Linked DNA regions of Mus musculus: all the other regions are linked to region 2. The links are chromatin loops, found by intact Hi-C in ENCODE. Cell type or tissue: heart. All regions are shown on one strand. Region 1 has its middle 6.3 kb from the start of 9430060I03Rik. Region 2 holds the start of Pask (PAS domain containing serine/threonine kinase). Region 3 overlaps Hdlbp (high density lipoprotein (HDL) binding protein). Region 4 holds the start of Hdlbp (high density lipoprotein (HDL) binding protein). Region 5 holds the start of Septin2 (septin 2). Region 6 overlaps Crocc2 (ciliary rootlet coiled-coil, rootletin family member 2). Region 7 holds the start of Farp2 (FERM, RhoGEF and pleckstrin domain protein 2).

Evidence for each region. Peaks named below come from ENCODE experiments on the same cell type or tissue, not always from the same donor. Only the 100,000 strongest peaks of a DNase experiment are listed, where the experiment ranks them.
Region 1: it touches region 2 in a loop (2.3-fold over the local background); 2 of 42 quality-filtered maps call a loop at or near these places.
Region 3: a loop joins it to region 2, with 2.5 times the contacts of the local background. A loop is called at or near these places in 2 of 42 quality-filtered maps.
Region 4: a loop joins it to region 2, with 4 times the contacts of the local background. A loop is called at or near these places in 2 of 42 quality-filtered maps.
Region 5: a loop joins it to region 2, with 2.0 times the contacts of the local background. A loop is called at or near these places in 5 of 42 quality-filtered maps.
Region 6: it touches region 2 in a loop (8-fold over the local background); 14 of 42 quality-filtered maps call a loop at or near these places.
Region 7: it touches region 2 in a loop (2.5-fold over the local background); 13 of 42 quality-filtered maps call a loop at or near these places.

Annotation. Positions count from the first base shown.
Region 1 is chr1:92,954,850-92,958,849 of GRCm38, reverse strand. It overlaps a transcript of Gpr35 not described here. Among named protein-coding and RNA genes, the nearest start is that of 9430060I03Rik, 6.3 kb to the right of the region's middle. In heart, a CTCF peak has its summit at 2,027 (motif pointing left); a DNase peak (open chromatin) is centred at 2,029; H3K4me3 peaks cover 227 bases.
Region 2 is chr1:93,341,325-93,345,324 of GRCm38, reverse strand. Pask (PAS domain containing serine/threonine kinase) reads left to right here and starts at 2,537. Exons shown (of 18, transcript NM_080850.2): 1 at 2,537-2,799. Ppp1r7 (protein phosphatase 1, regulatory subunit 7) reads right to left here and starts at 1,697. Exons shown (of 10, transcript NM_023200.3): 1 at 1,614-1,697. The coding sequence starts at 1,665. In heart, a CTCF peak has its summit at 1,598; DNase peaks (open chromatin) are centred at 1,724 and 2,464; H3K4me3 peaks cover 3,303 bases; H3K27ac peaks cover 1,816 bases.
Region 3 is chr1:93,437,004-93,441,003 of GRCm38, reverse strand. It overlaps Hdlbp (high density lipoprotein (HDL) binding protein), which reads left to right. Exons shown (of 28, transcript NM_001301364.1): 3 at 212-324; 4 at 2,621-2,778; 5 at 3,695-3,910. The coding sequence starts at 249. Among named protein-coding and RNA genes, the nearest start is that of Hdlbp, 6.7 kb to the left of the region's middle. In heart, a CTCF peak has its summit at 2,192 (motif pointing left); no DNase peak of the experiment used is centred here.
Region 4 is chr1:93,444,015-93,448,014 of GRCm38, reverse strand. It overlaps Hdlbp (high density lipoprotein (HDL) binding protein), which reads left to right and starts at 2,314. Exons shown (of 28, transcript NM_001301364.1): 1 at 2,314-2,435. In heart, a CTCF peak has its summit at 2,051; DNase peaks (open chromatin) are centred at 2,334 and 3,074; H3K4me3 peaks cover 2,825 bases; H3K27ac peaks cover 2,461 bases.
Region 5 is chr1:93,476,639-93,480,638 of GRCm38, reverse strand. It overlaps Septin2 (septin 2), which reads right to left and starts at 1,646. Exons shown (of 13, transcript NM_010891.2): 1 at 1,571-1,646. It also overlaps a transcript of Hdlbp not described here. In heart, a CTCF peak has its summit at 2,103; DNase peaks (open chromatin) are centred at 1,638 and 2,208; H3K4me3 peaks cover 3,632 bases; H3K27ac peaks cover 3,081 bases.
Region 6 is chr1:93,172,476-93,176,475 of GRCm38, reverse strand. All of the region lies in intron 1 of Crocc2 (ciliary rootlet coiled-coil, rootletin family member 2), which reads right to left. Among named protein-coding and RNA genes, the nearest start is that of Crocc2, 6.1 kb to the right of the region's middle. In heart, no CTCF peak of the experiment used is centred here; a DNase peak (open chromatin) is centred at 1,885; H3K4me3 peaks cover 583 bases; H3K27ac peaks cover 871 bases; H3K27me3 peaks cover 3,013 bases.
Region 7 is chr1:93,509,535-93,513,534 of GRCm38, reverse strand. Septin2 (septin 2) reads right to left here. Exons shown (of 13, transcript NM_010891.2): 13 at 3,802-4,000. Farp2 (FERM, RhoGEF and pleckstrin domain protein 2) reads right to left here and starts at 1,431. Exons shown (of 27, transcript NM_145519.2): 1 at 1,351-1,431. In heart, no CTCF peak of the experiment used is centred here; DNase peaks (open chromatin) are centred at 114 and 1,504; H3K4me3 peaks cover 2,083 bases; H3K27ac peaks cover 1,690 bases.

The sequences.
Region 1 (4,000 bases), 390 kb after region 2:
GGACTCCCAGGTCACCCGCCCTCAGTGCATGCCTGGTAGGAAGTACCTTGCTTCTCCTGCAATGGCATCCAGCAAAGTTAATAGGGCCTCACTTTGGAGACTTTTTTGATAACTATTTGAGTGAAACTCTGGATAATACCCACCAGAAAATTTATGTCTAGAACTTAAAATGATCTTGAAGGTTCTCTGGTACATTGCCCTGAAACCCTCTGGTGCCCACACTACCACAAAGGCCACTTCCCCTGTGGCAGCCATGGCACACACGTCATCTTGTCTTCTCCTACGCTGACCTTTCCTCTCACACTCCTCCTTGTGAGCCCATCTTGGTCCTGACCCTTTCCTTGTCCTAGTAGATTCTCTTGCTCCTATTGATCTGACCCCAAACTGCCACCAGCCTGGACTCCGGCTTAAGCCGGGCCATGCAGGGGTCTGCCTAACAGGTGTCTTCTGTCAGATGCCTCCAAAGTACTTTACAATCAGTTTGTGTCTAGATGACTTCCTCATCTACCCCTCTTACCACCCCAAATGCCAATTTTCCCTAAAATTTGCCAATTCAGAGTGACCTCTCCTACCTACACCAGATATGAGAGTCTGCTTCTTCATCCTCTTTCCTTAACTCTTACTCCTTCTAAGTAATCATCAATAAAGTAAATATGCATGTGATAAGTCCTGCAATAATCACTGAAAATAAAACAAAAATATAAGATGAGCTGATATAGGAGATAAATGGAATAGAAAACAAGGGAACAGCAACCCAAGATGGGGTGGGGCACAGGGGGTAGATGAGATAAACAGAAAACAAAGATGGTCGCTTCAAACCAAATAATATCAGCAATTACATAAACATAGCCTCATATAAACACTCTAATTAAAAAGCAAAGACAAGCAGAGGAGATAGTGCTCAGCAGGTAAGAACATTTGCCATGAAAGTTGTCAAGGCTCTAAAGATGGTCTGGGCTCTATCCTGTAGCTCACGGGAAAAGCCGAATGCACTGGCACACATCAGTAGTCCTAGCACTTCAATGAGAGACAGAAGGTGGAGACAAGAATACCCAGAAGACCATCGTGGGTCAGCAAGCCCAGAGCATGCAATGAAGGAACAAGAGGGATTTTCCTCAGAAAAGGGGGAGACACAGCACTGATTCCTGACGGTTGCCCTCTACCATGTGTGCGTGGCACATGCTCACCTACACAAACACAAATACCCCCTAGAAATAAAATAAAAGCAAAGATTATTACAGTAAATTTTAAATCCAGGATGTAACATTATGCTGGCCATGTGACACTCACTTTAAATACAAAGCAAAGTTAAGAGTAAAACAAAAACAATATAAAACAGTAGAGAAGTTGTAAAATTGGAGCATGAATTGTAAGAAAGCTCGCTTGGGTGTATTAATGTCAAATGGACTGGCACTAAATTCTAACATCTTTCACAGGAACTCAGAACAGGCAACCAAATATTAGTCAGGACATGTTACACTGGATCGTTCCTGAATGGAATTTATAGGACACCACACCTAGCAACAGTGGGACAAGGATTATCTTCTAATACTGTCTTAGTCAGGGTTTCTATTCCTGCACAAACATCATGACCAAGAAGCAAGTTGGGGAGGAAAGGGTTTGTTCAGTTTACAGTTCCACATTGTTGTTCATCACCAAAGCAGATCAGGAAGCAGGAACAGATGCAGAGGCCATGGAGGGATGTTACTTACTGGCTTGCTTCCTCTTATCCCGAGCTTATCTCTGTCCCGCAGGAAATAAACACAGGACACGCCAGGTTCTTCCGTGGTTAACTTTACTTCTATATCATATTGAGGTAGACAAAGAAGGTTCAGAAAGTGTGTGGCTTAAATACTTTTGGTGATGTGTCTAAACTAGGACTGGTAGCAACACCCGTGATCCTCATGCACCCTGGGGATAGGTTAAAGCCCCCAGGGGTTGGGCAAAAGCCCCGGGAGACGGACTGGTGACTTTGGCGGGCTGTGCTCTCGCAGCTGCGCACAAAGAGGTTTAGCACCATCTAGTGGCGGCACATAGATTGCAGCCCTTTACATCCCCTGACTTGCTCAGCTTGCTTTCTTATAGAACCCAAGACTACCAGCCCAGAGATAGCACCACCCACAATGGGCCCTCCCCACCTGATCACTAACTGAGAAAATGCCTTACAGCTGGATCTCATGGAGGCATTTCCTCAAGGGAGGTTCCTTTGTGATAACTGAAGCTCCTTTCTCTGTGACACACAAAACCAGCCAGTAAAAATGACCCCTTGTCAACTTGACACACAAACACATCACTATTAAGGCTCAACCCTTACATTCTTATTCATCCTCAATATCTAAACTTTAAAAGTCCCACAGTCTTTATATATTCAAAGTTCAATCCCTTAAAAATATCCAATATCTTTTAAACTCCAAAGTCTTTTTACAATTAAAAGTCTCTTAACTGTGGGCTCCACTAAAATAGTTTCTTCCTTCAAGAGGGAAAAATATCAGGGCACGGTCACAATCAAAAGCAAAATCAAACTCCAACCGTCCAGTGTCTGGGATCCACACATGACTTCTGGATTCCTCCAAGGGCTTGGATCACTTCTCGAGCTCTGCCCTTTGTAGCACACAGCTTGTCTTCTAGGCTCCAGATGCCTGTACTCCACTGCTGCTGCTGTTCTTGGTGGTCATCTCATGGTACTGGCATCTCCAAAACACTTCTGTCTTCCGCTCTAACTAGGCTTCCCCAATAGCCTCTCATAGGCTCTCTTCATGGTGCTAAGCCTCAACCCCTTTGCATGATCCCTTCAGTCCTGGGCCATCAATTGCAACTAAGACTGCACCTTCACCAATAACCTTCCGTGGCCTCTCACAGTGCTGAGCCTCGGCTGCTCTTCATGACCCCTTCATGCCTTCAAAACCAGTACCACCCGGGTGACTCTTACACATTACCAAGTCCTGTTGCAGCACAAGGCACAACATTGGCTATTTCTGGAACAAAGCCTCTTTGTGCTCTCAGAAAACACTTCCCAGAAGATTTCACCTCAGTGATGGTTGTCTCTTCTTAATCGCCGCTAATTTCTTAGCTCCAGCTAACCAGCATCAATAGTCACAGAAGTACAAAGGTTTTGCTTTAGTAGTTCTGGTATCTTGGTAACCACAGCTGATTCTTCAGCCCCAGCTAACCAGAACCACAGAATCTTCTCAATCAAAACAGCAATGGCCCTGATAAGAGTCTTTAATCTTCCCTCTGAAATTTCACAAGCCAGCCCTCCATCTTCTTCACTGTTCTCAACATTATCTTCCAAGCTCTATACAACACCCCATATAGCTCTTACCACCCAATGGATCTTCTGGCCCAAAGTTCCAAAGTCCTTCCACAGCCCTCCCCAAAACATGGTCATGTTGCCACATGAATACCCCACTAGGCTGGTACCAATTTGTCTTAGTGTTTCTATTCCTGCACAAACATCATGACCAAGAAGCAAGTTGGGAAGGAAAGGGTTTATTCAACTTACAGTTCTACACTGCTGTTCATCACCAAAGGAAACCAGGACTGGAACTCAAGCAGGTCAGGAAGCAGGAGCGGATGCAGAGGCCATTGAGGGATATTACTTACTGGCTTGCTTCCCCTGGCTTGCTCAGCTTGTTTTCTTATAGAATCCAAGCCCAGAGATGGTATCACCCACAATGATCACTAATTGAGAAAATGCCTTACAGCTGGATCTCATGGAGGCATTTCCTCAACTGAAGTTCCTTTCTCTGTGATAACTCCAGCCTGTGTCAAGTTGACACACAAAACCAGCCAGTACAAATACATATAGAACATTCTCAAAGCAGGCGACATGTCAGCCTGTAAGGGAAGTCTCTGTAAAATTAAAAGGCTTTAAGTCTGGTACTGTGATGTATCTGTGTAATCCCCCGCACTCCGGAAGCTGAGGCAAAGAGATCAGCAGTTCAAGGCCAGCCTGGGTAACATACAAGAGCTTGTCTCAAAAAGCTAAAGCAAAAGCATT
Region 2 (4,000 bases):
TTACAGTCTCTGTATCTCCCCCTGTGCCTCTATCCTCAGGGCAGTAGAGAGGTTCCAGAGCCTGCGACACTGTGCAAGAATGTGACTACAAGGCTCTAGGTAGAATAGGCTAGCAAAAGGCAATGAAATCTATCAAGACGAGGAAGGTTTGAGTTAAGGCATTAGCAGTGATAGAGAAGGTGGCAAAACATGCTCAGCCTGGTCTACACAGGCCAGCCACGGAAATGGCAAGAACCTGTCTTAAAAGACAAAAGAAAGGCATTACAACGACAAATCCAACCCAACCCAAACCAAGCCACACAAAAACGCCACAAAAAAAAAAAAAAAAAAAAAAAAAAAAAAAAAAACTCCAAAAAGACATAGGCCATAGAAACCTAAGTGTCAGCTGGTAATGACATGTGTGGGGGTGGACGAGAGAAACAGCTTGGCTTGTGTATTTGCCCTTTAGTGAGGAAGGAGGGGAGAGGTGTATTGGAGGAGGAAAGAGGGGGCTAGGAAGAAACATTTCCTCCTTAAGAAAGATTCAAAGGTTAGAAACAAAAGACCTCTAGCACGACTCCTTCAAGTCTCTCTAAGAGCGTTCCTTGTTGGCTCTTCTCAACCCCCATTGCATGACTGCTAATTTAGGTCACCTTTCCATACTCCTTTGCTTCTGACTGGTTTTCCTTTCTCCAGAATGATACTGGTCCTCCCCACTGGACCCCAGTCTGGATGACATCTAGTGAGTTTTCAGGGCCCATCTCAGGGCAGCCCCACTGCTCTCAAACTCACTGGTCTTTTCTTCCACATCTCTGCCCCTTGCTCTGCAACCTTCTTCCCTAGTACTCCTCCCAGAAAAGTGAGTGACCTTCCAAAAGTGAATAATCCTCACCAAAATAGTGGAGTCTTTCAAAGACATTTAAGATTTGCCTAATGCTACAATGGGTAGGGTTAAGTACATGTACATATGTACAAGTCTGTTCGTATACACTAACACACATATATGCACGCATGTAATGACCATGTATCTACACAACTGTATACAAAAGCATGCACACGTGTAACATATATGTATGTTACATATGTATATGACATAATCCAACACAAGGAAAAAAAGGAAGAAAGTTGAATATAGACTAGACTGCATGCCTAGAAAACAAGACAACGCCTTGTAAACTCAATTTCCGGAGCTCCTTTTTATCCATCTCTCTGCCACAACCCATTCGCTTCAAAGCAGACTTTTCCATTCATGCCGCGTGAACAAACTGGACTTCGTAGATTCCCCACGCCTGAAGCCTCAGTTTCCCAGTGAGCTGACGGAGGACGGTTCCCTGCCCCCTCGCCTGTCAACTTCGGAGCTTTAAGACTAGGTTCCTATAGCCACGGCTTCCTTGCCAATCTCCCTGGGCGGGCTCGCGCCACGTTTTTCCCCAGGGTCTTGTCTTTCTGGCCGCTACCGCCCTCGGGACGGGACTCCCGGGCTCCGAGCCTCCCTGGCTGTCCAGCCATATTGGCAGCTGTCAGAGCTCTGTGGCTGTGGCCGGAGGCTGGAGGCCGAATTCCGATCCCGCAAGAGGCCGTGACCGCCCAGCCCGAAGCTCGCCGCTCCCCGGTCACCCACAGGGGCCGCTCACCCTCCATCATCTCCTGCGACTGTTGCTGCCCCGCGCCGCGCTCTGCCGCCATATTGGCTGCTCTTTCCCTTTCCGGAATCTGTCGCCTTAGGCCATGGGCCAATCAGGATTCCAGGTCCAATAGGCCAGCCAATGGAACAAAGTATAGAAGCGCGAGCTGACAATGCTTGCGCGGGCGCAGTGTTTCATGGGGATTGTAGTTCCCACAGGCTCCGGCTCCACCTGGGTTAGGGGTTTGATGAATGAGTAGAGTCTAGGCGAGCACGAAGAAAGCAGACATCCCGGAAAGTCTTTAGGCAGCATGGGAGACACTTCAAGCTTGCGGATTCGCTCAAGTCACTATGCCAACTTCGGAGGCGTAGAGGTACTGCGGACAGGAGAGTTCTACAGGCCACAGGTGAAGCCGACTAGACTTGCACCCCCGACTTCGGGAGCCTCACTTCACGGTGAGCCGGTAGGCGAGGGAAACCAGTTTATTCTGCGCCTGCGTGCTGATACACTGGTGCCACAGGCCACCTTTAGGGGATGCTTGGAGAAGGCGGGAGGGGCCGCGGTCCGGTCCTGGGGCTCACGTTTGCGGCCTCCAGCCCACGGCGAGCCACTGTGTCGTCCGCTTCTCACTGTCCTCGCCTTGGAAAGGTGGCCGTCGTAAGAAGGGCTGCACGTCGCTCACCGTCCTCGGTTCTCCCGTAAGAGTAAACTGCAGTCACTTGGAGTGGGGCGTGGAGGGGGGGGAAAGGCGCGAAGAAATCGGGTCTTTTGGCTCCTCCGAGGCTCTGTAGTGGGTGTCCGGTGCGTCCCTAGCAACTGTTTGCGCGCGCTCAGCTGCTTGCTTTCACTGAGGTCCGCCCATCAGGGTGTCTGGTTGGTTCTTGGTCCCTTGTTATGCTGCCTAAGTCGTTCTGCGATTGGTCGGTGGGCCAGAAGCGCGCGGATCTTCACGTTGTGAATCCGACTGAGACTTGCGCCAGCCTGGGGTGAGACACCAGCCTTCGAAAAACCTCCGGGTGGCGGCGAGTGTTAGTTACGCATTGTCGTGGAGTGGCTCTGGCCCTTTCCTCGCGCGCCCGCACTCCCTCCGCCCAGCCCCGGCCCCAGAGTGGTGGCGGGTTCTGGCCGTTTGACCCGCGCTCAAGAGCCGCCAGCGCCCGAAAGCCTCTGATTGAACTGGAAGCTTTGCTTTAAGGTTAGACTAGCGGGCCAGTGAGCTCTGGGGAGTCACTTATCTTCACCCCCTAATTTCGGGATTACAGTTATGTGTAGCCACGTCTGGCTTTTTATGTGGTTAAAGATTTAAACGCAAGTCCTCATGCTTGCATAGAAAAAAACTTTTAACAAAGGGAGCCGCCCAGTTCCTGTAATTACTTTTAAGATAAAAATTTGTAGCATTAACAATTTAGTTTGAAGAATGGTATTTTTTATATAAATTAAGATCTCATATCAATATATTCTGAGGTCATACAAGGTCTAAAAAAACAGTAAGGTTTTGTGACTTTGGCAGTGTATTTAGAAGCCATAATTACATGTCCTAACTTTGTCAATAGGTTGGTTTTAAAAGTAGAAAAACCACGGTATGATCGTATCATTGTTTGCTGTAACAGTAATTAGTGCATTTAGATACCTAGAGAAGATGCCTGTACATCTTTCACATTAAAACACTCTACTTGAAAACTGCTATCTAACACCTACTCATCTTTATTTTGTTTGAGTCTGGTGGTGTCACATATAGCCTTGAACACTGTCGCTACTCATCTCTTATTTCATAATGAGTTGTTGCTTTTTAGGATCACATACTGAGTGCATGTGCCTGTGTATGTAATATGCAGAATAGTGAAGGCAAATAGTCATACTTTATCAGTCAGTGGTGGAAGGTTTGCCCAATAGGTGACTAGCTCTGGGTTTAATACCCACCTTCACACAAAAATACCAATTGTCAGGCTGATGGTGTCTTCCTCTCTTCCCAGCACTTCCAACGACTCTGGAGACCTTGCCTCAAAAACAAAACAAAACAAAAAACAAAACAAACCCCAAAAGGAAACAAAGCCCTACAGTTTGGGCCCAGCATTATGGCTCAGTGGGTAAAGGCACTTGCTGCCAAGGTCTGACAATTTTGGACCCACATGGGTAGAAAGAGAGAAGTGACTCCTGAAAGTTGTTTTCTGTCATCCATGGTTGTGCTTTCTCTCTTTCTCTTTCTCTCTCTCTCTCACACACACACTCCCACAATGTAATAAAAATGCATGAAAAAGTCATGCATTATAATGAAAATAAAATGAGGTTGTAAGATGGCTCAGCAGTTAAAAGCTGTTGCAGTTTTATAGAAGACCTGGGTTCTGTTCCTAGCACCTACATGGTGGTGTCTGTAACTTCCGTTTCAGGGCATCTGG
Region 3 (4,000 bases), 96 kb before region 2:
CAGGTGATCAAGTGAGCTTGTAGTTCCCATGTTCACCCTTCTGTTGAAAGCTTGAAGAACAATTTGCATTGACCTTGTGAGGAAATAAATACTATAGCTTACAGACAGGAGATTAAACCAGCGACTAAAGCATTAGAATAACTGTCCATAGATCATTACAATTAGCTGCCGTTGGGCTTTCTGCTCCCTGATTACCCTTCTCTTGATACAGTGTCTTACTAGGATCGTGTGTGGACGTGAGATCAACCATGAGCTCCGTTGCAGTTTTGACCCAAGAGAGTTTTGCTGAACATCGAAGTGGGCTGGTTCCACAACAAATCAAAGGTGACAGGCCCCTTTCCAAGTCCTTGTTAACTTCTGAGACTGGGCTTTTGTGCTCATTTGTACTAGTTGGTTGTAAGTGAGATTGGACAGGTTTGAGGAATGACTGCAAAAACAGCTGCAAGCGTGGGCAGTTTCCTAGAAATCCAATTAACAACTGTCTATTAGTGGGATCCTTTTGAAAATTGCTGTCCCAACTATGAGGTACTATAATATTGGCTGTGAAGCATCCTAAAACATTACTGAGCTTCTTTGAGAATGAAGGTGAGGTCTGACTTCTGTGCTCTTAAAGGCCAGGATCAAGACCAGCACTGTCTAATAGAATAGAATGCTAGCCACCTAAGCAATTTGAAAGTTTTACAAACCTAGGGAACAGGTAAATTTTGTTTTTTGTTTTCGTTTCTTTTTTTTTTTCCCCCCAAATATTTTCAGACAAGAGTTTTTGCTGCTTAGACCAGAGTGATCTCAAATTCATGGTCCTCCTGCCTCTGGGATTATAGGCATGTGCCACTACACATTTAATATATTTAGCCCAGTGTATTTAAAAAATGGCATTGCAACAGTTCAATATAAAAAAATCTTAAAGCCAGCTAGTTTCTATTATTTTTCCTTAATTTTTAGTAAATATATTTATAAACACAGAGCTTTTTGACTTGAAAACTAACTTTTTATACAGAGGTCTTTGACCTGCACTGACAAGGCAGCTTCTGTCAAGCCTGGTGGCCTAAATCTGATCCCAGCACCTACGCGGCTGAAGGAAGGAACTGACTCCTGCAAGTTCTCAAACTGCCATGTATAATGTGGCATGGCTACAAACACAAACTTTAAAAGATAGTATTTTTAATCCTTGAACTTGAATTGAGTTTCTAAAATTTTCCAATGAAAGAGTAAATTGTCTAAGTTGTTATAAGATATTTAAGTTTTCCTATAATCGAATATCAGTTCTTAATTTAAAATGAATTAAATTTTTAAAATTCACTTCTTAACTACACTTGACCCACTCAGTCCCAGTGACCACTGTGTTGGTCATTCCTAAGACACTGCTGGTGGTCTGGTCTCAGTATCTGGTAACTATCAGTAGTGTCTCCTATCTTACAAGGGCAAATGATCAACCTCTGCTCACACCAGCATCATCAGGCTAGGAAGCAGTGAGCCTGTAATAGAGGCCTATCTAATTCCAAAGGTCATCCTGTCCTTTCCATGTTTGCATGCTCCGTTGTATTGTGGGCCCAGCTACTGGTAGATACTGCTCATCCCTAGGGACCAAAACAAGCCATACCCTTGCTTTTGTAGAGATCATGGTTCACTGGACAAAAGTATGAACATGATTAATAATCAGGGTCTCTAACTTCTCCAAGTCTTGCTGTACCCTGTCTTGACTTGAGTGTCTTCATCATAGACAGGCCCATGTGAGTTAATTTCACCATTATACATTACAAAGGGAAACATGGGACCTACCTCGAAGGTAGTTCTTAAAAGCAATGTTCAGACTTCTACTCTATGCCAATCATTTATAGTCGTGATTTGCATTTGTACTATTAGAAAATGTGGCTATCTCAAAAGCTGTCGCATGTATGTTGGATAAGGTCTACTAGCTGGACTACCTTATCTGGCCTTTCAAAGACTTTAAGTGGTGGTGGTGGTGGTGGTGGTGATGCCCAGGGGGATCCAGAGGAGGGGACAGAGGAAATATTTGGGGGGAGGTGACTGGGAGGAGGGCAGTGAACAGGATATAAAGTGAATAAGTGAAAAATTAAATCTAATTTAAAAAGAAAGAAATGAATGTGAAGACTGAGGCTGGAGAGGTAGCTCAGAGGTTAAGAGCATTGATTATTCTTCCAGAGGCCCTGAGTTCAACTCCCAGCAACCACATGGTGGCTCACAGCCATCTGTAATGGGATCTGATGCCCTCTTTTGGTTTGTCTGAAGACCGCAACAGTGTACTCACATAAAATAAATAAATCTTTAAAAAAAGAAAGTATGAGGACCTAAAAATGTGTCATAAGCTTGCCTTCAAGAGTTTTGTACATCTCAGTGCTAAAATGGGGCTAATACTGTCTGACCTTTCATAGTGGGAACATGTAGAGGGAGAAAAGTTTCCATTTTGGGATTGGGAGACTCGAGCTCCATCCAGGTCAAACACTCGGTGCTGAGCCTGGTGACAGTGTGAGGTCTTTTCCTAGAGCTGTGAGCTCACTCAAACCATTGTTCCAGTGGAGGGTTCCTACTAAAACCCTTCATTTTTATTCATATACTGTTGGGTTGTATTTTTCCTCCTAATCTGTGTTCTCTGGTCTAGTTGCCACCTTAAATTCAGAAGAGGAAAATGACCCTCCAACCTACAAGGATGCCTTCCCTCCACTTCCTGAGAAAGCAGCTTGCTTGGAGAGTGCCCAAGAACCTGCCGGAGCCTGGAGTAACAAGATCCGGCCCATCAAGGCCTCTGTCATCACTCAGGTAGAAGCACCATTTCTTTTTGCATTAACTGTTCCTTGTCGGAAGTAGTTAGATCTGATAGGTTTCTGAATATGCAGTGTTGATGAGCGCTTTGGGTTTGGGGCCCGGGAGTTCTGTAGAGCACACCTTTTGCCATAATCATCCCATCCTAGCACTCTGGGCTGGCACAGTTTGAGATAGGCCATATTTGTTAGATTCATGGAGCCGTGTGCTTTTCTATTTGGTGTAGTCCCTAGCTGCCAGGTCTGCCTTTCCTACTCGTGTGATGGTCAAAAGCTAGTGTTTGCTGGGTGAGTCAGAAGCCAGCTAGAGCTAAAGTAAAAGAGTTAAGTCTATCTGTGAGCAGCTAACTAATTTCCTGGCTTTCTTTACTTCACTGGCTCATCTCTGCTAGCTACAGTTGAGATACTATAATGAGTATTAGGACTGGTGCCTGGCTGTGATAGAAAATTATCACCCATGTAACCATAATTCCTTGTCTTTGTGTACGTGAGCAACTGCATCTTGATCTTTTCTTTATGGCCTGGCTGCCATCTTAAGTCTTGTTAAATGGTTTGAAACCTCTTCCAGCTCTGCTCTTCCTCAGCTCTGCATCAAGTTCCTGACTCTAAGCAAACCTTGTTATGTTTAAAACTCTTGATGCTGCCTCTCAGTCTGCTCTCTCCTGCCTGCTGCTCTGCTGTTTCCTATGATGGGTGCTACTTTCTCTTCAGAAAGGTCTTTCCATTGTGCCCTTAGTGTTTTTCACCCTGTCACTCTCTCCCCTTTAAATCCTGCCGTAAGTGATTTCTCCTATCCATCTGCCGTGTCCTAGGTCACTGCTTAGTGAGTGAATGAGTAATAAAGACATTGTATATAGTCATTCTTCTCTTCTTTGATAGGTTAACTTTGTCACTGGGGGTTTTTTTTTGAACAGGTGTTTCATGTACCCCTGGAAGAGAGAAAATATAAGGACATGAACCAGTTTGGAGAGGGTGAACAAGCAAAAATCTGCCTTGAGATCATGCAGAGGACTGGTGCTCACCTGGAACTCTCTCTGGCTAAAGATCAAGGTCTCTCCATCATGGTCTCAGGGAAGCTGGATGCCGTCATGAAAGCCCGCAAAGACATTGTTGCTAGACTACAGACACAGGTGGGTACCCCTATGCCTGGCATCCCTGTTATTTAGCTCATTCTGGTGTAGGCCAGAGCTTTTCTGCATTCTTTGTACCTTAGTAGTTTG
Region 4 (4,000 bases), 100 kb before region 2:
TAAAGGATAATGGGGATTTAAAGAACTTGTAGTCCCATGTTTCTAAGCACTCCCCAGAGATGCTTTTGTCTCTCAGCCCAGGCCAGCCAGAGATCTAGTTGTTACTATGTTGCTGGTGTTCTCATTTTCCCCTTAGACCTACTTTCTGTTTAGGCTATAGCCCTTTTAGAGAATCATGATTTGGGGAATTGGAGAGTGTTACTATGTTCTAACATTTCACCTTAAGCAGTCAGGATTCTTTTGGTTGTTTTTGTTGTTGTTTTTGGTTTTTCGAGACAGGGTTTCTCTGTGTAGCCCTGGCTGTCCTGGAACTCACTTTGTAGACCAGGCTGGCCTCGAACTCAGAAATACGCCTGCCTCTGCCTCCTAAGTGCTGGGATTAAAGGCATGCGCTACCACGCCTGGCTAGCAATCAGGATTCTTATTCCATGTTCCTTGATGTATGAAAAACAAAATATTGCAGACCAGTGTTCACTTTTTGAGGCATCTAGAGTTGACACTTCTATGTTTCAGTATACTGAAAGTAACTAGTCATAATTGTTAGCATCCCAGGAGCACCTGGGATGTTTTGTGGTGCATGTTTATCATTTCAGATAAAGTCTTATATAGAAAGGCCAGGTTGGTCTTGAGCTCCTAACCCTCGTGGCTGTACCTCTCAGGTGCTGAGATAAGCTAATGTTACCACACCCTCCTTGATTTAATAATGCTTTCATTAAGTCCATGCTTTGTTTTATTTTTGAGACATCATATAACTTTGTAGCCTACTGTGACCTTGAACTCCCAGTACTCGCCTCAGCCTTCTGAGTACTGAGATTACAGGGTACCACCACACTCATGGAGGCCTCTGTACAGCCAGGCACTGGGCCAGCTTGTACTTAATGTGGACTTACTAACTCCATTGGAGATCCCTTGACAGCAGACATACTGACTGGTGGGTGCTTGCCTCTCCACATTAACTTTTTCACAGCCCGAGACCTCAGGAACAAAAGAATGACAACAAAAACATTTCTTCTAGTTGCTGGTTGGTTAATCACCAGGGAAAGACACCTTGCACAGTAATAATAACACAGAAGGAAAGACAACTTGGTGCCTACAGAGGCTTTAAGAAGCTCTATCACTCGGTGACTATGCTGGCAGCTTGGAAATGCCCTCTGGTCTTTTAAGCAGTACCTTCAGAGATTTATGTCATGAAGAACTGTGGTGTTCCTGTCAGCCGCATTACTGGCTCCTGGACTTCTCAATTCTGACACCTCAACTTTCAGATAGTTTCCTATTCAGCAGCCCCATCCCCATTCTTTCCAGCACATTCCATTTTCCCCCCTTGTCCTTCAGTCTAAAGTCTAGTTAGGGCAGCTCTTCCCAGTCCCTCAATCAAGAGCCCATCACCGTGCTGCTACCTTCTAAGTACATACTAAGTCTGATTGCTTATTTTGTTCACTGCTGCAAATGCTTGTAAGCCTTAGAATGACAACTACAGAAGGCCTCTTCAGCCCTTCCACATACCATTGTCCCACAAGAAAGGCACATATTATCCAGACCTGGTGGCTCACACTTGTAATCCAAACACTAGAGAAGGAAGCTGAGACAAATCTACACAGTGAAAAGTTGTCAGAAGTGGGGAAAAGAAGGTGGGGGCATCTGCTGTTGGTTACTAGCCTATTCTGTGCTGATGCATATCACTGCATATCACTGTCCAGTATAGGTCAGAAGTGTGCTCATGTCACCTCAGGAGAGGTTCAAAATAATGATTGTGTACAAATTCTTCAAGTAGTTGTCAATAAACGCAACAGGGCAGAACTAGTCCTTTCAAAGGAGGAAGCATTCTGAGGGCAGAGGTTCTGCTCTGTCCCAACTGAGTATGGGAGAGGTAGGAATTCACTGCAGGCTGGTCTGTACATATGGGACACTGAATAATACTGTGTAGAGGGCTTCGAAAGTTTTGGAGTTTGTTGTGTTGGACATTGAGGAATGGAGTAAGGATTTGCAGTAGAGGTGGGAGCAGGAGGAAGAGATCCCGAAGAGAATGAGAATGTGTTCCATCAGGGGGTGCTCTAGGGGATGGTAAAATGGTTTTCCGGGCTGTCTGCTGTCTGAGGTCCTCAGAGCTTTCTTTTCTCTTTTGGTGACACAGTTTCTGGTGGCCTCAACTCTGGCACCTCTGGCTCTGGGGCCTGCCTGTTCTCTGTAGGTAATTAACTTACCAACTCCTCGCCCCCTGTCAGGCCGCAGAACTCTTAAAGAGTTGGTCCGCTCCCGGGCGCTGTAGGGACCCCGCAGCGGGCGGGGCGGGCGGCCGGTCTGACGTGTCTCGGCGGGATTGGAGCCTCCGCCCTATATAGCAGCGGCGGCCCGGGCGCCGCGCCTCGGAGCGTCCCGGCTTCTCCCGCGCAGCGGCAGCGACAGACGGACAGACTCTCGGGTGGTCACACTCACGAGTGAGGATCGGGCGAGCTGGTGGGCGGGGGTGCCAGGGGCGGGGCGGCGGGGGGTCGCCGCTGAGCACGGCTGGGGTCGGTTCCTCAGCTCCCCGGCCGCACAGGCTCCTGGTCTCCAGCTACCGCGACGGGCGGGGGCCGCTACGTGTCACTCTGCGCATGGCCGCGCCGGAGCGCAGAAACTTTCCCAAGTCCGCCACGCGCCGCGGGTCTGCTTGCGGGCCCGGACCGCCTGGACTTCTAGCTCACCGGGCGGGCCGCCGCGATGGGGGAGGGGAACGACCTGGCCAGGTTGGTGACGTGGGCTGCCGAGCCGGCCCCTCCCCCGCACCCCTTCCCCCCAGCTCGGCCCGGCCGTACGGGCTGTGGACCGGACCTAGCTAGGTCAGTGGCGCCCTAGTTCGCGTCAAGCTGGGATCTTCACCCGGGGCCCCTATGTCCCGCGCGGTGCCTTGCTGCACCTTCACCTGCGGCGTCTGGCTACGTGGTCACTGGAGGACTCCCGGCCCAAGTACTACTTGGATGCGCCCCAGGGTCCATGGGTGAAAAATACATTACGGAAAAATACCGAATTTGGATGAAAGGCAGGGAGGCCGAGCAGGATACTGTCCCTTTAAGCCTGTCCCCGCCCGCGGGCGCTCTTGGCCGGTGGGAGGGCCATGCTGAGGTGGCATCTGCGAAAGTTCCTCCCAGGCTGGGTCTCTGACTTCCAGAGCTGGGTAATGCACTGGGCCGGCCTTGGTAGTCACAGACATAGTTTGTGATCTCAGCATAGCTGGGTTTTGTTTTTAATTTTGGAGTTTGTACTCTTCGGTATTTGGTGGGGAGAGGGCACCTTCGAAAAGCTTCTGAGGACGTAAAAGTGAAGTTTCAAATTTGGAAGAGAAACCTGCATCTCAGCTGAAGGTTTTCAAGGTGGAGGTTTTCAGTGCCCTCCATGTAGACTGGCCTACAGTATAAAGAACTTGAGTCCCTCTAGCTGAGGTTGATAGGAAATTCTTTCTGAAGCATAACTGAATTCTCCTTGCATAGTGTTGCCCCTTACATAAGTAGTTGGCACAACTTAGCACAGGGGAATCAATTTAAATACTTCCTTGTTCAGAATCAAGAAGGATTCTTCACATACAGCTTTTTCTATTTTCTGGATTAACAACAGGTTTCCAGCTGCCACAGCCTCACTGCTCTCCCGCAGGAGGCCCTGTTGCTCCCCGATTCTGGGCTTCTACCTCTCTTCTTTTAGTTCAAGTTCTGTGTTGAGAACTAACCTTATTCTGCCATGCTCATTTATGCTCTTAAGAAGCAAATTGTAATATCCAAGTTTGGATGCTGACAGACCACAGTTTCCTGTGGGAAAGGTGGTGGGGGTGGCCTCAATCCTGAGGGACTGGAGGGGCTGTACCCACTTGAGGAGACTTGCATGTGGAGGCCAGAAGAGTTGAGAACATAGATGTCTCTGTTGCTTGGCCTTCACAGGGAGGAGGCAGAAGAGCTGGACCCCACGAATGCCATGCACTCTTTTCTCTAGTGGTATTTGTAAATCAGATTAGAGTCATATTCAGTCCTGA
Region 5 (4,000 bases), 140 kb before region 2:
AGCAAGCCACAAACAAAGGGAGCTTAATTACATTCACGATTGATAATAGAGGGAGGCCCCACCTCCTTTCCCTAGGCTACCCAGCAAACCCAGAAGGAGAAGCTCTTGTTCTTTACTGACCTCTGGTGCTCTGTAAAGGGGGGGGGGGGGGGGACACTAGGTGGAAAAATGATAAAAAAGGATCAGGACAACTTTTAAAACTAAAAAAATCATCCCCAAAATTAGATATAGCAGCACACACTGACAGTTTGAATGCTGGGTATTGCAAAGAATTCCTGAATGGCAACTACCAGAAAAGCCATTGAAAATAAGGAGTCTCAAATTAGAAGCATCATGAAGAAACAGCCTTTATGACCTCTTCAAAACTCCTGTTTTTCCTTATGTTAACAAGACGGATTTTAAAAATGTATCTAAGATACTAAAACAATTTTCACTACTAAGGAAAAAAAAAAAAAAACAAAAAACCTAAGTTTTTTTTCTAGACAGGGTTTCTCTGTATAGCCCTGGCTGTCCTGGAACTCACTTTGTAGACCAGTCTGGCCTCGAACTCAGAAATCCATCTGCCTCTGCCTCCCAAGTGCTGGGATTAAAGGCGTGCGCCACCACGCCCGGTTGAAAACCTAAAACTTAAATCCCTTGATAGACAGTAGGGACCCCAATATTTGACGCCAGAGAAACACTTAAACCGTCTAAAGGATATCGAATCCAGTGAGAGTCCTAACTAATAACAAGCAGCGAACAGGAACTACACAACAGATAAACATTAGACAGAGAATGTTCGAGATTAACTGCGCTCCAGACACGAGGAGTAAACTGGGTTAAAACCAGCCATAGAGACCACAACGGTCTGAACTAGAAGTTCTATGTGTTGAAAGTCTGGAAACGTAGTACAGGACAAGGCAAGGCGCCACTAACAAATGAGGCCGGAAGATACAAAAGGGCCAGGCGTGGTCTGGGCCTGCGGTCCGCTTCAGAGTTAGACTTCATGGCTTCTCAGTCAAAGGCCTCCACTCCATGCTCCCTTTCCCGTGTCACTTACAGGGCTGCAGCCCTTTGTCTAGCGTCGCACTACCTCGGGGAAGGCCACAGCAGACAAACCACTCCATAACGCTCCTGTCACTGCCTTAAATTGGGGAACTTCATTAACATCCCAGGGTGACTAGTCCTTTTCATCCCTAGGACGAAATGGCACCGTTACGTGGGAAGATGGCCCCGCAAGTGCTTCGTAGATGTGAACCTAACGCCCGACTCTCCACCACATAGTATTTGGACTGTGCGCCATAACTTCACTGGGCCCAGCCACGCCCGCCCCAATGCCCTGGACCTGGCCAGCAGGATCACCCAGATGGGGGCCGCCCGTCCAGTTGTCCTCGAAGGGACGACGCCAGCCAGGCATCCATCGCTGGAGCCCCGGACTAAGGGTGCGGCCGCCCCTCCCCCACGCGCTCACTTCCGTACCCGTTATCACCGCCTAGGCGGCCCGGGCGAGGGCAGAACTCTAGCCCTTTCTCAGGACAGCCAGCTCAACTCGAGCCCGCGCGACAGTGGGTACACATTGCCACACACTTACCCGCTCACACGCCGGAGAACGCTCGTCAGGCGAGAGCACGGACCTGCCCCGCCCAGTAGAGCGCGCGCGAACAGATGGCGTCATCGCGCCGTCCCGCCCCTTGCCAACTCCTTCCTGGGCCCCGAGTAGTCCCCTCCTCCGCGGTTGCATGCAGAGCGCAAGCGTGGACGCGATCCTGCCGTCCGCCTCTGCGCAGGCGCTGTGCCCCTCCCACGGCGGTTGGCCATATAGAGGCTGGGGGCGGGGGGAGGTCAAGCGTAGCCTCTTCTCCTTTACCAAGATGGCGTCTTGTTCCTGTTTCGCCACAGTTCCTACCTTATGAGCTTGGATTCCTCACGCTAATAAAAGAGGAGCAGGTAACGAGATTCTCCGCTTTATGGGAAACTAGAGTTGTGGGAAGGATATTTACTAAGGAGGAATAAGGTGTCCATTGAGAGCGAGAGACGACCGGGGGCGGGCAGGTGGCAGCGTGAGTGCGGAGCAGTGAAGGGGAGGGAGCCCTTTGCCTCTATCCTTTCCTCCTGGAAGATGGCGGCAGCACCGAGCTAGGAACACCGAGCCGGGATAGGCGGGCGCTTGTGACTTGCCGGCGGGCATCTCTAGCCGCCTCTGCGGCCGTCTCTATGGCGGGCTGTCGTCCCGGGATTGGCTACGTGCTGGTCACGTGGGTCTCCCCCCCCCCATGCACACCATAGAGTGGTGCCTGTCCCTGGGGACGTGGCCTTCCTGTGTGGTCGTGAGCCCATGCCCCGCGGGGGAGGGCGGAGCCGGCACGGCCCCCTACCCTCTTTCAGACTGGGGCGGGCGGAGAGATCTGCGGCATGCCCTGCTCTCTGCGACCGGCTTGAAGCTGGCTGGGAAGGTGCAGTACTGGGCTGCGGCCTGGCTCGGGTTGTCCTTCCCTTCAATCGCAGGAGGTCCCCTGGCTGGTCAGCGATCGTAAACTCCTACCTTAGGCCTTTCACCAAGGCCTTTCTATAGGAAAACACCCTAGAGTACCTCCCCAGAGAAGAAACAGCAATCGCGCAACCCTAGTGGGTGATATGCACAGTGTCGGTATTCCGAACTGTTCTGACACATGCCTTGTTGTGAGGGAGTGGTTTTTTTGTGCGTTATTACTTTGAGTAAAGTATCCCAGTGCTCGAGGCTACACTGCATATCCTGTCTGAATTAGAAGATTGGAGGGTCGACTGGGCATGTGTTTGCATACGATATAACTGAACCAAAGGAGACTGTCTTGGGTTTTATTATCTTTACAGACAAGGATAAAGCATGGGGAAAATTGGAGGGTTATAATCTTCACTTACAACTTGGCTCGCCCTTCAGCTTTGGGTTTTGCTAGTCACCTTAAGCTCTCAAACAATGACTTCACATATTTGTTGGTGTCCATTTAAAGAGCCACTTTCTTAGTAACTTTCTGAAGCCCAGTTAAACCAGTCACAAAATTTTGTTTGAAGCTAGTAGTAGCTACAAGCTAAATTTCTATTATGGAATCGGGTGTGAATAGGAAAACACTGGGTGAAACCTATTGCTTAAGCTTACGTTTTGAAGATTTAAAGTACCCATAGGCTAAATTTGTTAATTATGTTAGCTATGGGGATACTTAAAAGCAGTCATTTAATGTAGCTCTAAAAGGGGCTTTGGGCTTTTGTTTTGTTTTTAAGTGAATTACTACTTATGGATTCAAAACAACTCTTAACCTATTATGACATCTTTAAACTTAGAGATAATGGAGCATATCTTTTCCAGTCTCAGAAATAGTATTTTTGAAAACCAGTTAAGTAATTTCCAATGGCACCCAAGCTTTGTTGGTAGCGTTGGTTAGAGGCCTGCACTGCTTAGACACTTACTTCATCTTGAGAATACCCGAAAGAGGCAGACAGGTCAGAATAGACAGGGACACACACAAGCAGATCCTTATTTTTTTCCTCTCTCTCTTGTGGGCAGGCCCACTTCTCAGTGGCCAAATAGGCTTTCAAGTACATTTCTTTTAGTTTTATTTTGACCTTCTAAATGTCTAATATCAGCCTAATAACCTCATTTCTTTAACATTAAAGAGCCGAGTGCCACACATGTTAGGGATTCTGGGGGTGCAGAGATAGAAAAACATCATTTTTCCCTTTTTTCTAGCTCTTTATGATTTCCTGTAGAAGATAACACTTGCGAAAGAAAGCTTATTTTGCAGGCTAATTTGTACCATAATGAGAGTATATAAAAGAAATAGAAAATAGACTATGATTACTTACTGCAAAGCCCATAGTGGAAATATGTAAAAGAGATAGGAAGTAGACTATGATTACTTGTTGAAAATCCTTCATAAAGAATGTGATTGTAAATCAGTAATCCAGCGCTTTGTATTGTGGAGTAATCAGCACTGTGTATTGAAAGATCAGGAGGTCAGTGTCAGCTCTTCTACATAGTGAGTTCAAG
Region 6 (4,000 bases), 170 kb after region 2:
CCGCAGGCTCTGTCCATTGCTGCTACCAGTGGCTCCCCAGCCTGGGTGGGTCACCATCTTTAGGGCCAGGGGAAGGATCTAGAGCGCAGCAGCGGGAAGCCTGGATAGCCTGGAGGTGGGGGTGGGGGTGGGGGTGGGGGTGGGGCTCGTATTGTGGGAAGGACACCAAGACTGGGCAAAAGGGATCTCCACGGTCACTTTTCTAAAAGACCTCAGATTCAGAGAGTTTTTGCTATGTTTTTTTCCTCCCTACTGCCCTCCGTGTCAGCTCGACCTATGCCGAAGACCTTAGGGAGGCCAAAGACCCTGTCAGTAACCTATGCATTTAGATCTAGCTCCAAATGGGTGTGTTGGAGGCTCAGTGGGGACAGACACCACTGCCTCCCACTTGGCTGTGGTCTTGTTGAGGGAGTCCTATCTAGGGGACATGCCTCTTTATCGCACCCTCTGGGTCAGAGCAGGACTAAGAGAACCGAGGAGGGGCCCCGCTGTGCCATCAACACACTGCTCAAGGATATGTCCTGCTACCATCTGTGAATTTAGCTAGTTGCTCTATGTCCCTGTGGCCTAGGAACCTCCTGCACTTTTATCCTTGCCTGGAGACTGACTGGAGTGGGGAGTTCTGAGGACGGGGTACCTACCCTCCCCCATTCTGGATCTTGACTCAAACATTAAGGTGCGGGGTGGGGGTGGGGCGGCAGCGGTTGTTGCAGATGTGGAAATTCAGCCCTCAATTCGAGTCTGAAGCCAGGATAAGATCCCATCACAAGGATAGGCTCCAACTTAGGGGTGGGGGGCATCTTATCCTCCAACCCTGTTCCACAGGCATGGCCCGTCTATGTGTGTCCCTTCCAGATCTGGACGGGGATCACTCTGCAGGTGAATCCAAGCAATACCCAAGCACAACCACTGGTAAGGAAGGGCAGGGGCCGATCGGAGCCCAGACTCTGAGGTGCAAGGCCTTTCTCAGCTCTCAGAGCTGCTGTCTAGGTTGGGTGGGAAGAAGTGTCAAGTCTGTTCACCACAAGGGGCTTCTTGAGGTGGGGGGAGGTGTGTGTGGGGGTGAGGATGCAGGGGTAGGGTGTCCTTTCACGGCTGCTTCAAGCAGTGGGGACAGAAGAGAGCATTCAGGTATTCCCCCTCTTGGCCTAAGAGTCAGCCCAACTAGGACCTGGCAGGTACTAGAAATGGTCCCCAGCAGGTGAGGCCAGCGCTCTCCTTCCAGATAGAGGAGAAACCAAACCAAACCAAACCCAACCCAACCCATTAAACTCTGTCCCGATGCAACTGAGGAGGTGAGGGCTGGTTTCTGTTTTCCCAGCCAAACTAAACAGGTACTGCCAAGGCCAAGGCATGAATGTGAAGTCCCAACTGCTTCTCCCTCCACAGAGTTAGTCCTTGGTGGACTTTCTGGGGTCCTCTTACAGTGCCAGCAGCGCTGGTCCACTCCCTAAAGCCCTGCAGGGTCTTCCTATGTCAGGCATGGTGGTCAGTAAGCAGAAATGGCAAAACACATGAGCTAATTCACCGTCTCTTGTTCATGAGTGCGGCCACAGACAGGTGGACAGTCTAGGTCCTGGCCCCCAGGGGAGAGCAGAGTGGATTTCAAAAGGAACTTGGCCACTTCAGGTACGGAGAAAGGCAGGACTCACTGGTACCTTCCAAATAAAGAACTCAGCAGCAAGCAATAAGGGCAGGACTCCCAAACCTCCATTTAAAATCTCTGAGGGAGAGAGTATCCAACTGTCAAGCCCAGTGTAACTTGGATACTATCTCAGGACCGGTCTGGGTGTCTGATGTGGAGTGGAGAATAGTCCTACAACCCAGTATAGTTCAGGGGTGGCTAGGCCTGCTGCTAATGCTGTGTGCCGAGCTACAATAGTGCCCCCGTGTGGCCATTTCTGGTACTGCAGGAGGACAACCGGTCTTGCCCAACTTCTGGAACTGAGGTTGGGCTCAGGGTCTCCATCCAACATTATGGATAGTAAGAGAACCTGTGACAGTGTGTAAGTTGTGGCATATTAAGTGGGTTGAAGTGTCTTAGCACTAGCCATGATCCAGAAGCAGATGTTTTAAAATAAGATAGCTTGTCTTAGAAACTCTGCCCTTCTTCCCCTGTGTGAGACTATTCGGGACTGCTGACAGGGTCTGTGCTAGGACTGAGACGCAGCCTTGAGCTCCCAAACACTTGTGGGACTAGTTGCTAGATATGCAGATCTCTAGACAGTCACCTGACTAGTATGCATCTGATTGGATGCCCATGGGTCCCCCTGCATTCTTTCAGTGAACTAGCATGGCCATGAGCAGGCCAGCTGGAGGCTCAGAGCACTTTGGCCTTCTGCAGAGGGTTTGGTCAGGATGTCTGATGGGCTCTGTACCTGGTAATGTCTACTCCTGTGTTTGATAGGCTCCCCTCCCCACCTCCACACTATGCCTGCCAAGCTGGGGCATTGCCCTTAGAGCAGAAGCTTGCAAAGTCACAAGGGGACTAGATGTTGAAGCAGGGGATGAAGATGAAGGGGGACAACTTACCCGTCCATCCCGAGCACAATGCTTGGCACACAAACAGGCTCAGACAGGTTCCCAGCACAAGTCATTGAAAGCCTTATTGGAACCGCCAAAGGTATGAATCACTAACAACAAAATGACTCACAGCAGGGACTGCTCAGCAGGGTGAGGAGGCTGTCTGTCTTGTCTGCTTCTATGTCCTGACACCCACACAGGCTTCCTGGGGAAGGTGGTCAGCCTGCAATGCAGTGCAAGCAAAGGCCTGGGATAAAGAACACGGGGTGAGGAGGGAGCAGAGAGAGGGGTGGGCGAGACAGGAGAGAAAACTGGAGTGCCATTGTCAAGGATTGGCATATTCTGGTGAGGAGGCTGAGCCTGTCTCTGGACCATGAGAAAGAAGGTCTGAAAGAGGATATGTCTGGTCAGCGCAGTGGCACTGGTGTCTGGACATGTGGCTCTGGGGACAGAGATAGTCAGTACTTCCTTCCCTGGACGGCATATGATTAGCATTGAATCCAGGCCACACTTGGACCACTGTGGGCTCCTGTCCTGGGTGGGCCTGCACTCCCGGGACCTTGTACCCTTGATCTGTGGAGTGAAGCATGACTTTGAAGGGGGAGTGAGAGATGGGTGGTTGGGTCCCTGTGGGCTCCAGGATGACCAAGGTTGGAGGAGAGCTCTAGATCTTTCTGCCCACCTCCAAGACATCTGGTGATCTAGTTCTTAAGTCACTGGGGATTTAATCAGTAGTATTACACAGGAGGCACCCATGAAAACCCTAATGAGGGGCTTGGTGTAGATGCAGGGTTGGGATGGCATGTACCTCAACGGGGTGCTTTTGCTCTACGCCTCTCCCTGTACCTGCCCTACTTCTTTGTGGGTGTCCTTGATCCACAGAGTGGATGTTTAAGTCAGGGATGTTAAAGCCTGAGTGTCAAGTGCTGTGCGGGTGACTGAGCTCAAGGAGACCTCGGGTTTAACTGGCCAGTCAGAGGACAGAGGGCAGAGGGCAGAGGGCAGAGGGCAGAGGGCAGTCTATGATGGTGTCCGAAGTGCTTCATCCTGTGAGGCTGAGCCCTAGCCACTACCCCTGGGAAGCTAGTGTTAGAACAGGTGAATCCAGAGGGTTAAAGTCATGCTTGCCACCCACAGCTGAGCCGAGTGAGAGAAAACAGTTCCTACAGCTGAAGTTTGGCTTTAAATGCAGAAGAAAGCAGGGATGTAAAGTAGCAGAGCCGCTGCAGGAAAATAAGGTGGACGTTCCTTAAAGGTTCGTGTAGGGGCTGGAGAGATGGCTCAGCAGTTAAAAGCACTGACTGCTCTTCCAGGGGTCCTGAGTTCAATCCCCAGCAACCACATGGTAGCTGAACCATCTGTAATGGGATCTGATGCCCTCTTCTGGTGTGTCTGAAAACAGCTACAGTGTGTACTCATCATATACATTAAATAAATAATAAATCTTTAAGAAAAAAGATGCGTGTAGAATTAGAGC
Region 7 (4,000 bases), 170 kb before region 2:
TCCCAGAGAGTCATCCACAACCCCACCGGGCAAGGTCTTCCCGTGCTTTATTTAAAACGGGGCTATGCATAGGAAGCCATGGCGCACCCCTGTGCTCCACCTACACTCAGCCCTCAGGTGGCTGACAAAGGAGGATGACGGGTTGGAGGCCAGCCCGGGCTATGGAAACTGTCTCAACAAAAAACGGTGGGGGACAGGGATATATGAAAACTTTAGAACTGACAACGAAACAGCCACAAAGCGCTTCACAAATGCCTTCCCACGTCCCGAAACTCACAAAACTTTTATTTGGCCTACAAGTAAAGGTTACTTCATACCTCCCCATTTCAAATGACCTTTCCATCTTGCTAACACTGTGAGAATCTGTGCTGCTGATCATAATGCCGTCTCCACAAGACCGACTCTAATTCGGTGCTACCCACTAATTACCAAATATTTTCACAGTGGCCCAGTCAAAAACACCTCATGGAAACAGAACAAAGCTAGGGAGAAAGGCCACCCCTTTAAAGATTCTGTCCGGAATCTTAAGGCTCTCCATTCTTTCTCAGCACGGTGTATCGACATTATTTCCTTCACGAATGCCTTGTTTTCATTTCAATTTTTCATCACCATTACTGGGACATGAAAGAGTTTAAGAAATCACTGCCACGTGTGTAAATGGCAAAGGTGCTTATAATCTCGGATGAGTAAAAGGCAGTGGGCCAGTACTGTTTCTAGATCTTAGCAGAGTAAGAATATCCGAGTCTCAGTTCTGAAGGAAAGGCCGAGAAGAAAAAAGAATGCCCTTCTGGGCTTTCATTTGTGGCTCCGGGTGCTGCTTCCCAAGGTGCTTTGTAGAGCACTGGCCTGGGGGTGGGGGCGGTCTTCAGCAGGACATTCTTGTGGCCCTTAACCCATCACGGGACACTCAGTGTCCACGAGAGATGCTGAGACTCTGATCACCCCCCTTCCTCGACAGCTGGTCTCCACGTGTGCTGTTCCTGTCCTCAGTACTCTGCTGACAGCCTGGCTCCTTGGAACTCTGCAGCTCTCAGCCCTCCCCAGACTGCCCATCTACAAAAGCAACTCTCCAGCCAGTCCTCAGCGGACATCCAGACTGGACCCGAGACTCTCCCTCCCTTCGCCCTCCACCGACAGGCCGTCCACAGACGTGTGTTGTCAAACGCGGACTCTGGCGCGCCTCACGAAGGCCTCAGAGCCGGGCGTGGACTTTCTCTGGTGGACGGCCAGCCTCAGGCCTGGTCCGGCTCGGGTTCCGCTGAGGTCCGGCCAACGAAGGAAGCCCATGCCCAACCCAGCGCCCCTGCGCGGCTCGCTCCCCTCCCCCGCCCACGGCCGCCGCGTCCTCACCGTGCCACACCGGCCTGCGCCGCCGCCAGCCAGGCCTCCTCCACGTCCTGCGCCCGCGCCGCCCGATCCCGACAGCTAGCTGCTTCCCCGCCCCCGCCGCGCGTCCGCCGCAGCCCCGCCCCCCCGCGGACGCACCACCGATTGGCCTGCGGGCGGGTCCTCCCGACCGGCGCCTGCGAGCGCAGCACCTAGCTCTGATTGGTGATCACATGGGACAGGGCGGGGCGAGGGAGCCCCATAAAGTCAGAAGCAAAGCTGTGCAGCTTCTCCGCGGGTGCAACAGGGCTTCGGCGGGCTGTGCGTGTCCTCGGCCCTGGGAGGGGCTTTAGGACCTGAGGACTCTGTGCTGGGTGGGACTTAGGAAACCCGCGAGTTCTCCGTCTTAGTCTTCGCTTTGACAAGGCGACGGGAGGATTCTATCTTGGACGCAGCTTTGGAACAACGGGAGGACTACCCCAGACCTGGACTCTGGAATGCGGGTGGCCCTGGGCGGGACTTTTGGCACAGGGGCGGGTCTCAGCCTACAGCCTGGCTTTGGCAAGCAGGGCAGCCCCGATTCTGGGTGGGGCCTTGGACTTCAAGCTCGCGGGACTATTCTGGCATTCAGGCCTCCCTGACTACTAGGCTCTTTCCTACCTTCCATCCGTGGTGCCCAACCAGGGAATAGTGGAACCGTGGTCTTTAGGCACCAGCTGTTCCTAAAGGGACGCTTTTGAGGTGCAGGCTACGCTAAGAGTCCTCGAAGCCCTCGCGGTTCCTTTCTGGATTTGAGGCTTTCTGGAAATGAAAAATGGTGAGACTGGATTCTGGTCCTTCCACTTCAGACTTGCAGCAAACTCACTTTCTTCTTCCATTGGTTAAGCGAATGGGCCTGCAGGGAGCCAGCCCTTTGAACCAGTCTAGGCTAAATAAATCCACACAGGCCCCCAAGCGATTCATATAGAACTCTAGCCTTTGGCAATAAGTCCTTAAGATAAGCAGGGAGGGCCTCAGCCCACTGGAGGGTGGGTGGGTGGGGGGGCTCTCTGCTTCTCCAAGGCAACCTAGAAGCTCAGGCTGACTGGGTCTGCAATTTTAGTAGGCTTCCCAACTTCCTCCACCACCTTGGCTATCCCTTATTTGTAACCAGCCACTGCCATAGCCACTGACTGTGATGTCCATCATTAAGAAAAGGAACTGGGCCGGGTGGTGTCGCACGCCTTTAATCCCAGCACTTGGGAGGCAGAGGCAGGCGGATTTCTGAGTTGGAGGCCAGCCTGGTCTACAAAGTGAGTTCCAGGACAGCCAGGGCTATACAGAGAAACCCTGTCTTGAAAAACCAAAAAAAAAAAAAAAAAGAAAAGGAGCTGGACTGGACAAGGCAAGAATGAGGTTTGACATGAGCAACCTAGTGATTTAGAGAGCAGGAGCCTCATTTCCTAGTGTCAGTACGCTGCTTAGAGAGCAAGAGGATGAGAAAGACTCCGATAGTACTGGGTGGTCAATCCAGGGGTCATGCTGACAAACCGGAGTGAGGCCAGGCCGAAGAGATTGATCATCCACCCAGATTAGGATAAAGTTTGGGGTTATGTGGCTCTGCTCCCTTTATGAGTCCTGAGATCAAACTCAGGTTTGATCACGTTATGAGGCAAGTACTCTTAGCCACTAAGGCATCTCACCAGAGCAAATTCAGATTTTTAAAGTCACTTTCCTGGGCTGGGGAGATGATTTAGCTGTTAAGGGCTGCTCTTCCACAACACACAAATCCAGTTCCTGGCACCCACATGGCTGCTCACAACGGTCTCTAAGTCCAGTTCCAGGGGACCTGACACCCTCCTCTTCTAGCCTCCTTGGGTGACAGGCATACACATGGTACAAAGACATGCAGGCAGGCAAAATACTCATACACATACAATAAAAAGGTAGAAAAACGTAAAAATCTGAGCATGGTGGTATACATCTTTAATCTCAGCACTCCAGAGGCAAAGAGAGAGATAGTAGATTTCTTTGAGTTGGAGACCAACCTGATTTACATAAAGAGTTCCAGGTTAGCCAGGCTACAAAAGTGAGTCTGCCTCAAACACAAAAAAAACTCCAACCAATACATAAACAAACATTTTAAAAATTAAGACTGTTTTCCTAATTCATCTCTCTTCTTACAAATATGGAGAATTAGAAATATATTTGGATCACTTTTACTTCCCACTATGTTTAACAGTTGTTGCTTCATTTTCTAATTAGTAAATTTACCTATGAAGTCTTACTGTCCATTTTATCAAGTAGTCTGCAGACAATCTGATAACCTGTACAGCTATAGGATTTCTTTTGGAGTATCTGGGTTATCTCTGATGAAAATATACGCAGCACGCCTGCTATTAATACAAGTAACATCTTGCTCTGATATACAGTTGTAATAGGGGTCTTGAATCTTCACAATGGCCCGCATACTTTACTCAAAAAGAGGACTACTCATTTAATATCTAAACAATAGTGCTTTATTGAAAAAGGTTAATTTAAATGGATACAAAGTTGAAGTGTGAAATGTTTTCAAAATACATTTCTACAAGTACAAGTTACTTCTTAGTGAAAGAGCAAGTATCTGTTAGCAAAAGCAGTAAAACTGAAGGGGGTTAGAATTGTGGCTGCAAGACCTCACAATCCACACTGCCAA